2 separate regions of the Homo sapiens genome follow, and region 2 is linked to region 1. A link is a loop called in an ENCODE intact Hi-C map of the cell type or tissue named here. Cell type or tissue: heart left ventricle. All regions are shown on one strand. Links, peaks and the distances in the headings refer to the core of each region. The heading gives the core; the rest is flanking DNA.

Region 1 (4,384 bases), core at 218-4,217:
ACGCCTGTAATCTCAGCACTTTGGGAGGCTGAGGCGGGTGTACCACAACATCAGGAGATCGAGACCATCTTGGCTAACATGTTGAAACCCCGTCTCTACTAAAAATACAAAAAATTAGCCGGGCGCAGTGGCATGCACCTGTAATCCCAGCTGCTCAGGAAGCTGAGGCAGGAGAATCGCTTGAACCCAGGAGGCGGAGGTTGCAGTGAGCCGAGATAGCACCACTGCACTCTAGCCTGGCAAAAGAGCAAGACTCCATCACACACACACACACACACAAAAAAAAAATTTCATCCATGTTGTAGCATGGGGCAGAACTTCATTACTTCTTACGGCTGAATTACACTCCATGTATGTTGTTTTAAAATGTGCTGGGGATTTGTTTCAATCAGGTGTAGTAAGAAATTCAGACACAGAAAAGACTGTTAGGAAGGAGAAAGTTAATATTCACAGACTCTGGACACAGGAGGCAGGGCACGCCACACCCCGGGCCACACAAGGAAGCACCAGGGTGGGTCAGGGGGCAGGGGTGGGGACGGGGGCAGGGGGTGCAGACGTGGGCAGGAGCCTTTATTGGGGTTTCCGCAGGAAGGAACAAGCGAGGCAGGGTAAGCAGGCTTAGGGTTGGCTAGTTTGCATGATTTCAGCAGGCTCTAGGGTGCAGGGGCTGTCCCTAGGTGTCTCGTACGTGCCCTGGGCTGATGAGTGCAGGGAGATAGTGCCCTGGACTGTGAGAGCCCCATAGAGGAGGTAGTTGGGGTGGCTTGGGACTGGCTGGTTTGCTTATGAAAGGGATGTTTGCAGGGGAACTTCACTGGAAATCAGCTGGTCCCTGGAACGAGCAGCCCCTCCAGGGTCAGCAAGGTCCCAGATGTCACAGCATCAGGAAATAGTAAAAATTAAAAACCTAATTAATACATATGTATAGACCACATGTTGTTTATCTACTCATCCATCGATTGCCTCCTGGGCTGTTTCTAACTTTTGGCTATTGCAAATAACGCTGCTAGCAACATCGACATAGCAGTGTCTGTCCAAGCCCCAAGCAGCCTAGATATATTTAAAGTGCAGTTAGGAACTTTTTTTTCCCCAGAAAATGAGGAAGGAGGTAGCAACAAAATCAAGGGTTGAAATACAAAATAGTCTTAACTCACAGAAGATGTTTGGGGCTAAGTTCTCACCCCCAGCTCCATTTTTTCCATCATTCTTGGCCGAAAGAATCAGAAACCCTGTTTCTAGACTGATAGCCACCACCCAGCCATGGCTCCTTTCCTGAAGCAGAAAATGACCCGGGTCTAGCAGCGTGGCTCTGATTACAGACAGGGAGTGAGCCATATCAGGTGCACTGAGAGCCCTTTGCCAACACAAAAAGCTACTCGCAAGCCCAAAATACTGAGGCACAGTGACCTCTGAGGCCGGGTCCCCTTTGCCACTCCACCACTGAGCCCCTGCCTGTCTGACCACCAGGGCCAGCACGTGGATCCCTGTCTCCAAGGTGAGGACAGCACCCCCGTGGCCCTTCTGGCCTTGTTGGAGATATTAATGATGCAGTATCATCAGAAGTCCGAGAAATAAGGACATAGATAACGACTAGGTCTTTCAAGGAAAGAAAATACTGGTCATTACTAGAACCCTTGATGACCAGTTTTTCAGATTTTTTCATTGTACTCTTTCTTGGGTTATTTTCAAAAACAGTCAACCCATGCACAACAATGCATGTGATAACCATCTTCTAGCATTAAGGAGGAAAGGCACCTCTGACTCAAAATCAGCCCAAAGATCACTAAACCCTGCAGTTGCTGAGGTCAGCTGGAAGCTCTTCCTCCTCTAAGCCCCAGCTTCTCCTCGCTCAGACGCTAACCATGACTCTTGTGAATTTCTCAAGCGGCTTGGAGAAAATGAGAGAAAGAAAGGATGTGGGTGCCACTTTGGAGATGATCAAGGAAAACTGAAAGACGAGTTAAATGCTTGGACAGTGCCCTCCAGCCTAAGGGAAGCTCTCCTGCAAGTGGCCACTGTGGCTGGAAGTCCATGGAGCCATTTGGCTTCCACTTCCTCTCTGGTTTTTCTGCATCCCTCATTAAACTTGGACTGTTTTGTTTTGTGTTGTTTTGTTTTTGTTTTTGTTTTTGTTTTGCCCCTTCCCAGGGCTTGCCAGCAAGAACAGCAAAAAGAGAAAGGACAGTCTCAAATTCAGAGAAATTAAGCTAATTTGAGGAACATGGGTCTTGATAGTGTTCTCATTTATATTTCCAACTCATTGGTTTCAATCACTGTAATACTTGACATCATGGAGCCAAACAGAAACATTCCTCGTTCATTCACTGGGCAAGTATGTATTGAGCATCTACAAGGAGCCACACTACTCTAGGTGGTAAGGATTCATCAGTGAGCAAGACAGAAAGGCTCCTGCTCTTCCTGAGCTTATCTACGGGGAAACAGGAGTGCACTGAATGATGGAGTTTCAGGGAGGACTGTGAACTTCAAAGAATGATAAAGCAGGAGCCAGGTATGTGAAGTGGAGGCAGGACCTCCGTGAGACCCTGCAGCTCAGGCATAGGATGCTCCCCACTGAGGGAACCTCAAAAGGAGGCCCAAGTAGGGGAGCTGTCTGACAGAGTTCATCTAGGGCAGCCTCTGAGGCACAGAGCAAGGTGAGAGCAGGGAAGAGTGTCCTGGAAGGACATCGGCAAGATCCCCAGCAGGGCATGTGACAAGGTCTCCAAGAGAGGGAGCCATAATCAGAGCTAGGCCAGGCTGAGGCTGCAGAGACAGTGCCGGGAAAGCTGCTCCCCAGAAGCTGGCGTGTCCCTTTCAAGGGCTTCGTCTGACACCAGTCCCATCCTTGCTGCTCTCGGTGACGCATGCACACACACATTCTGCTGCCTGCTGGACACGACTGGAAGGGTCCAAGCTGGGAAAGCCACAAATGAGAGATCAAGTTAGAAGACAAAATGGATGGATTAAAGTGTGAACAAGGCCAAACCCTCCCTCCCAGCCATGCAAACTCCACTTGGTTTTACCTCAAGGAGAAGCGTTTTGAAATGACATGCAGATAGAGAGGGGTGTGTGTTCATAAGGAGATCTGTAACTTTAAATGCAAAGCAACATTTAAAAACATGTAGTAGGTTATCTTTTTCTCATGCAAAGTTCAAGTTGACAAAGACCTTTGGGGATGGAACAGTTGCATAAGCACGGGATTAGCTGTACTTGATGATAAATAAATGAATGACAACGAGTGAGGCAAGCCTAGTATATACCGAGCAGCTACCAGCACCCCTATGTTTAAGACTTAGCTGAAACCCAGCTTTTGGGTTTTATTTGAGCCTTCCTTGATTTTCTGTCACTCCCACTACACACCTGGGTCTTCTGCCACCCATGGTCCATGAGTCTTCTGGCCTACCCTCGGGGGCACCTTGGCATTCCAATCTTCTGTTTCCATGCCTGGCTTCCCCATACAGCTCAGCTCCCCTGGGTCTTCGTCATAGCCTGGACCTAGCTTGGAACAAGCAGCACATAATAGCTCAATAAATATTTGCTGAATAAGTGAATAGGTGGCAGCCTTCACCAGTGCTCTCTGGGTTAATGCTCACAGCCACCCTGACTGTGGGCATCGTTATTGTTTCCACATTTACAGATGAGTAAATGGTGACCCAGGGAGGTCGGATCACTTCCCCTGGGCCAAACATCTGGCTAGTGACAAAAATAAGATTTAAACCTCAGTGAGACCAAATCCAGAGTCTACGCCTTTGGCTCAGTCTATGCCTTTGCCTCCTGTTCCTCTGAGAAAAACCTTGACTGAGTCTTAGAAGATTCAGAAAGATCCAGAGAGAGCCCGGGAAGCCAGTTGCTCTCATTGTTCGGTGCTAATGAAGGCTCTTTCCTTTTAGAAGTGGCCAAGAGTAACAATGTTAGGGCCAAAGTTTTTATTCAATGGATAATCAGTGAGACCTGAGTTTTATTCCATCCCTATCACTCACATCTTTGTGTCTCTGAGCAAGTAAATCACTTCATTTTTCGGGTACTCCTTTTCCTTCATTCAGTCATTCAACAAACACTTACCAAGTGCCCATGATGCACCAAGTAATGCATTGGGTGCCAGAGATGCAAAGATAAACATCCCTGGCTGCCTGTCTTCAGAAAGCTCACTAGCTAGCTAGGAGACAGGCCTGCAAATCAGCAATTCTAATGGAGGTTTATACAAATTCTACACAAGGTGCAAAGGAGCACAGGAAAGAGGACATAAGGCTGCAGAGGGTCAAGGGGTAGGGAAGAAAGGCTTTATGGAGGAGAGAGCCCCTGAGCTCTCTAGCAAAGTCCAAGGCCTGGAAGCTCCCTTCCAGCTGATGGCACAGGAATTCTGGATGCTGAAGTGCCATAAATG
Region 2 (4,384 bases), core at 144-4,143, 77 kb after region 1:
CCCAGAGAAAAATTCAGAGATAGTGCATTTTTCATTGTTTTCTTGCCAGAAACCTTGGCTCCGTATTCCTATGCCATCCATTACCATTAGCTGTGTGCTCGCCTGCCAGGGCTGGCCCTGCATTCAGGGAGCTCACACACCCTCCAGCTCTGGACTTCCATACCTGGCTGGGGCACCTATAGCCAATAAGCCACTCACATTGGTAAACCTGGTTTAACTCAACTCTCCTGGTTTCTGTGTTTCAAAATCAGAAATCAGCCAAATGTCACTCCCCACCTGGACCGCCAGCTCTGGAGGAAGGGCTGTCAGGTCTGGGTGTCTGCAGCTCAGCTCGGCACCCGAGGGTGCAAGGAAGAAGCCAGTGGGTACATGAAGGACAGCTTGTTTCTCTTTCTTACTGCTGGCTCTCAGCCAATGTCAGAGGATTATCATAGCCCCTACTGCCTCTCCTCTTCTAGACCCCCACTCCCTCTCCTCTTCTCCAAGCTGCCATTCCTGAAATCTGCTTTCATCTGCCTTCCTTCTTGAATAAGGGAGAAAGGAACTAATAGCAGTTGAATTTTACTGTGCCCGGTGCTTTCATTCTATGTTATCTCTGAAAGCATCCCATTTCTCAAGCAGCCTTTTGTAATATTATCCCGATGAGAAAGTAAGGCCCAGAGAAGTTAAGGACTTTTCACAAGGTCACACAGCTGGTAGCAGAGCGAGCATTCAGGCTCCAGCCTGCATAAGGCAAAGTTGGCCCTTGAGCAAAGTTCCTTGGAATTCAGAGGAAATGCTCCTGTTTCAGAAATTGTCATCTCTACAGGGCCAGGTGCCACAAGGTAGAAGAACAGCCCAGTGCCCATCAAGGCCCACACACAGAGCCCAGGGCAGGAAACCCACACAGGAGAGCCACAGTACCCACAGAAACCACTCCCATCAGCCCTGCAGGACCCTGAAGACACCTGGCCACTGCTCTTCCCTCCAGGCCCGCCTGGGAAGGCAGTGGGATAGAACATACAGGGAGAAAGGAGTGCTGTTGGGGATCCCTGGGACTTCCCCAAGGTGCCCAGATGGCCCACAGAAGCACCAGGAGAGTGAGTCACAGCAATTGCTGGTGACCAGCAAGGAGACAGTGAGGATTTCGGAGCCCAGTTCTGGGGATTCTTGGGCCCATTTTCTTTGTGCACAGTCTGGGGGAGGTGGAGAGGTCAGTTCCTCTTAGATCCTTTCGAAAGTCTCCTCAAGAACCCCATCCCAGTATTGTTCCTCTTCCCATCCCCCACTCCTAACACCCCAGGTGACACCTCAGGGGGACGTTTGTGCTTGGACTTGTAGTCCTAGTCCAAGCAATGACCTCCCACTGAGCGTCTCAAGCATCAACCGCAGCACTGAAAGTGTGTGCTTTGCCGCACAGGGACAGAACCCTGGAGTCCTGCTGTCACTACTTGGTCAGCTGAAGAACGGTGTGGGAGCACGGAGCAGGAAGCAACTCCGGCAGCCTCCATGCAGAAACTGCGCTGTGAGCTCTGCCAGCAGAAGCAAGACAAAGAGGAGGGCCTGGCTGACCCGGTCACAATGCAGCCCACCGGACACCTTGCTTAACTGCGTCGCACAGAACAGGCTGCCCTTCATCACAGCCTCGGCCACAGGCCAGGGCAGCCATGGGCAGGGCGAGAATCGGCAGCCACCCAGCTGCTCTACCATCTGTAAAATGAGAGAACGTGCGGCTGAAACTATAGGACACAGCACAGACGCCTGCCCGGTAGAGTACCCCAGGTGGCTGCTAATCACTGCATGCTGACCACCACCCCCCGCCCCACCACCACAACCATGCGCCCTTCACAGATGGAGAAACTGAGGCTGGCAGCAGCAGTGACATTGTTGGTGTCCGGATAGCACCCCCAAGGCTGGCGTACACGCCCCCGAGCGCTCGGCCCCTGAGGGTGGCTTCCAGATGGCCTGAGAGTCAGCTGCCTCTGTTTTCTTAGGAATCTTCAGCAAAGGGGACAGATGACCTGCTTGTGTTGTGCAATTTGTGTAGTGCTCTGGACCTCCCTCTCTGGGGTCACTGTCTGCTGCCGTGGCCAAAACAACATGTGCTGATTTGTAAATAAACACAGTGAGGAGCCCCCTGAGCCCGCAGGAGATGATGATGGCGCTGGGGGCTGAATTTCACAACTGCGTCCCTTTTTGTTTTCAATTAGCTGAGGAGGTGGCTGCCTGCAGGAGGGCAGGAGGCGAGGGGGAGAGGCTGTTTTCCCTCTTGTTCTCGGGGTTGCCCCAGGAAGAAGCCATTCCACAGACAGGCAGGGCGTCCATCCACTAAGATCCCGCTCCTCCTGGGCTGCCCTCCGGATTGGTGGATCAGTGGATTGGTCGCTCCAGGCCCAGCCCAGCCGCACTTGGCAGGAGCCCAGCAAGAAGTGTTGTCCTAGAGCCAGGCAGAAGCAGGTTCCTGTGTTGAATGCAAAGGGCAGCTCTGCATTAGCAGGCTATTCAGACGTGCAGATGCAATTTTAAGAGCGCTTTAGTAATGACAAACATCGTGTTGAGCACAACGAAGGATAAACAGGGATCATGACAGGGAGAGGCCCTTAGATCTCAGTGTTCCACCCTCGAGAGCAGGAGTGGCCCAGCCCAGACTGAAGGCGGCAGCCACTGAGTCCTATTGCAGGGCTCGTGTGTAGAGAAAAAGAGAATGGCCGGAAAGGAAGATGACTTCTTTCCGCGCTATGGGCCGTCTCCCCAAGAGGTGGCCTGTCTTTGCACACTCGCCCTGAACAGCACGCTGCACAAGTCTTCTGCCTGTCACATGTCCACCTGGGGTGTGTTCCCTAGTCCATGCTATCTGTGGAATGCTGTGCGCAAAGCTCCCTGGCATGCACCAGGGAGAAGAGCATTTGGTGGCCATACCAGAGTGGCAGATGCTCACAGAAGACAAAAGGCATGCAGGATCTGTTCTCCACAGCCATGAAGCCCTGGACAAAGCTGTCCAGAGGGCTCAGCTGGTGAGAAATCAGCCAGTCTCCTGCAGGCTCCTCAGCTTCCTTCTTTCTGCCCCTCCCCCGGTGCATGGGCAGAGCATGGCCTCTCTTGCTAAAGGAGAAAAGTATTACCTCTTAGAAGTTTTTCTTATTGCAAATTCAAATTAACTATGTACTTTGATTCCCAAATATCATCACTAAACACTACAGAAAGCTTTAAGAAAACAATGCAGAAAGAGCTCTAATGCACCCAAAATTGTCCTTCTAGAGAGCACAAGGCTTTGCTGAGACATGATGCTTCCTAAGTGATATCCCATCATTTTTGGATGATTCCATTCAAGAATAAGCAACAGGGTTTTTCTAAACCCCTGGTGGACATATGACAGAGTTGTCTATCAAATACATGAATGAGTCTGGGGGCCACATGTGTCTTGGTACAAGAGGATCAAGTATACAAAGCATTCTAGTAATTGCACCTTCAGCTTCTTGTCCTTGAGGCTTGGCTTCTCCCATCCCGACATGGCACTCACGGGCTCCCTTCTCCCTCTGGAGGTCACCCAGTTTTCTCCTCCCTGTGCCCAGCACCTCAAGAGCATGGAGGGCCTAAAGGACAAAGGAAGGAAAGAGACCGCACCCCACAATCCCCACCCCCACCCTGCTGAGGAGCGCAGAGGATTTGAAAGAGGCAGAGATGGTTAACTGATGGCACCAATGCCAACAGGACTCTGCATTTGGCCAGAAGGACCTCAAGGAGGCCTAGGGGCATAACGGAGACCCAGTCTTTTAGCACAGGGAGAGACAGCAGCCCTGAATATGGCCGTGAGGAGCTCCTGTTCTCAGGAAGTGGCCAGTCCTATGTGGGTGGCAAGCCAGAGTTGCCCGGTCGGGGCAGACAGACCCGTTGCTCACCAGCCTCATGTGGCCTCAGATGTCTTTTCCAGTGTTAGGGGAATGACATAGCATGAGGCCAAAGCCTCTCTGCTGCATTTTCACAGTGGAGTTCTACATGGAGCTGCCTGGGGATGTGATGTCAAGGGGACAGCGGCCTCCAGGGTGAGCGGCCTCCAGGGTGAGCAATGGCCCTTTATTTGTCAGATATTTGGAGAAGTAGAAACTGCTAAGAAGAGGAACCAAAGCCTTTCAATGTCATGGCCTGAAGAGAAGAGACACTTACAGGGATGACACAGATGGAGGCAGCAAGACCAGCCAGGTCCACTGGCTCCTGGGCCATGCAGCCTTGGGTCAGGGCACTGTCAGAGAAGGTGCCCTCAGGTAGAAACAGTCAATACAAGCAATTTATTCACTTCCAAGAAGGAAGCCTGAGCTTCCCCTAGAAGGGAGTTGTTCTGCATCTGTTCTCACTACAAAGCCACTTCTCCTGCTTCTTAGCTTCCCCTTCCTTCACCATGATGCCT

The links. A loop is a pair of places that touch in the nucleus more often than their neighbours do. Peaks named below come from ENCODE experiments on the same cell type or tissue, not always from the same donor. Only the 100,000 strongest peaks of a DNase experiment are listed, where the experiment ranks them.
Region 2: it touches region 1 in a loop (8-fold over the local background); 3 of 110 quality-filtered maps call a loop at or near these places.

Annotation. Positions count from the first base shown.
Region 1 is chr9:89,737,139-89,741,522 of GRCh38, reverse strand. No RefSeq gene overlaps it. Among named protein-coding and RNA genes, the nearest start is that of LINC03062, 100 kb to the right of the region's middle. RefSeq lists a silencer at 475-524. In heart left ventricle, for the core only: a CTCF peak has its summit at 2,706 (motif pointing right); no DNase peak of the experiment used is centred there.
Region 2 is chr9:89,660,092-89,664,475 of GRCh38, reverse strand. All of the region lies in intron 1 of LINC03062 (long intergenic non-protein coding RNA 3062), which reads right to left. Among named protein-coding and RNA genes, the nearest start is that of LINC03062, 23 kb to the right of the region's middle. RefSeq lists enhancers at 1,092-1,628, 1,629-2,166, 2,188-2,482, 2,167-2,703. In heart left ventricle, for the core only: no CTCF peak of the experiment used is centred there; DNase peaks (open chromatin) are centred at 2,355, 3,025 and 3,935; H3K4me3 peaks cover 998 bases; H3K27ac peaks cover 1,470 bases.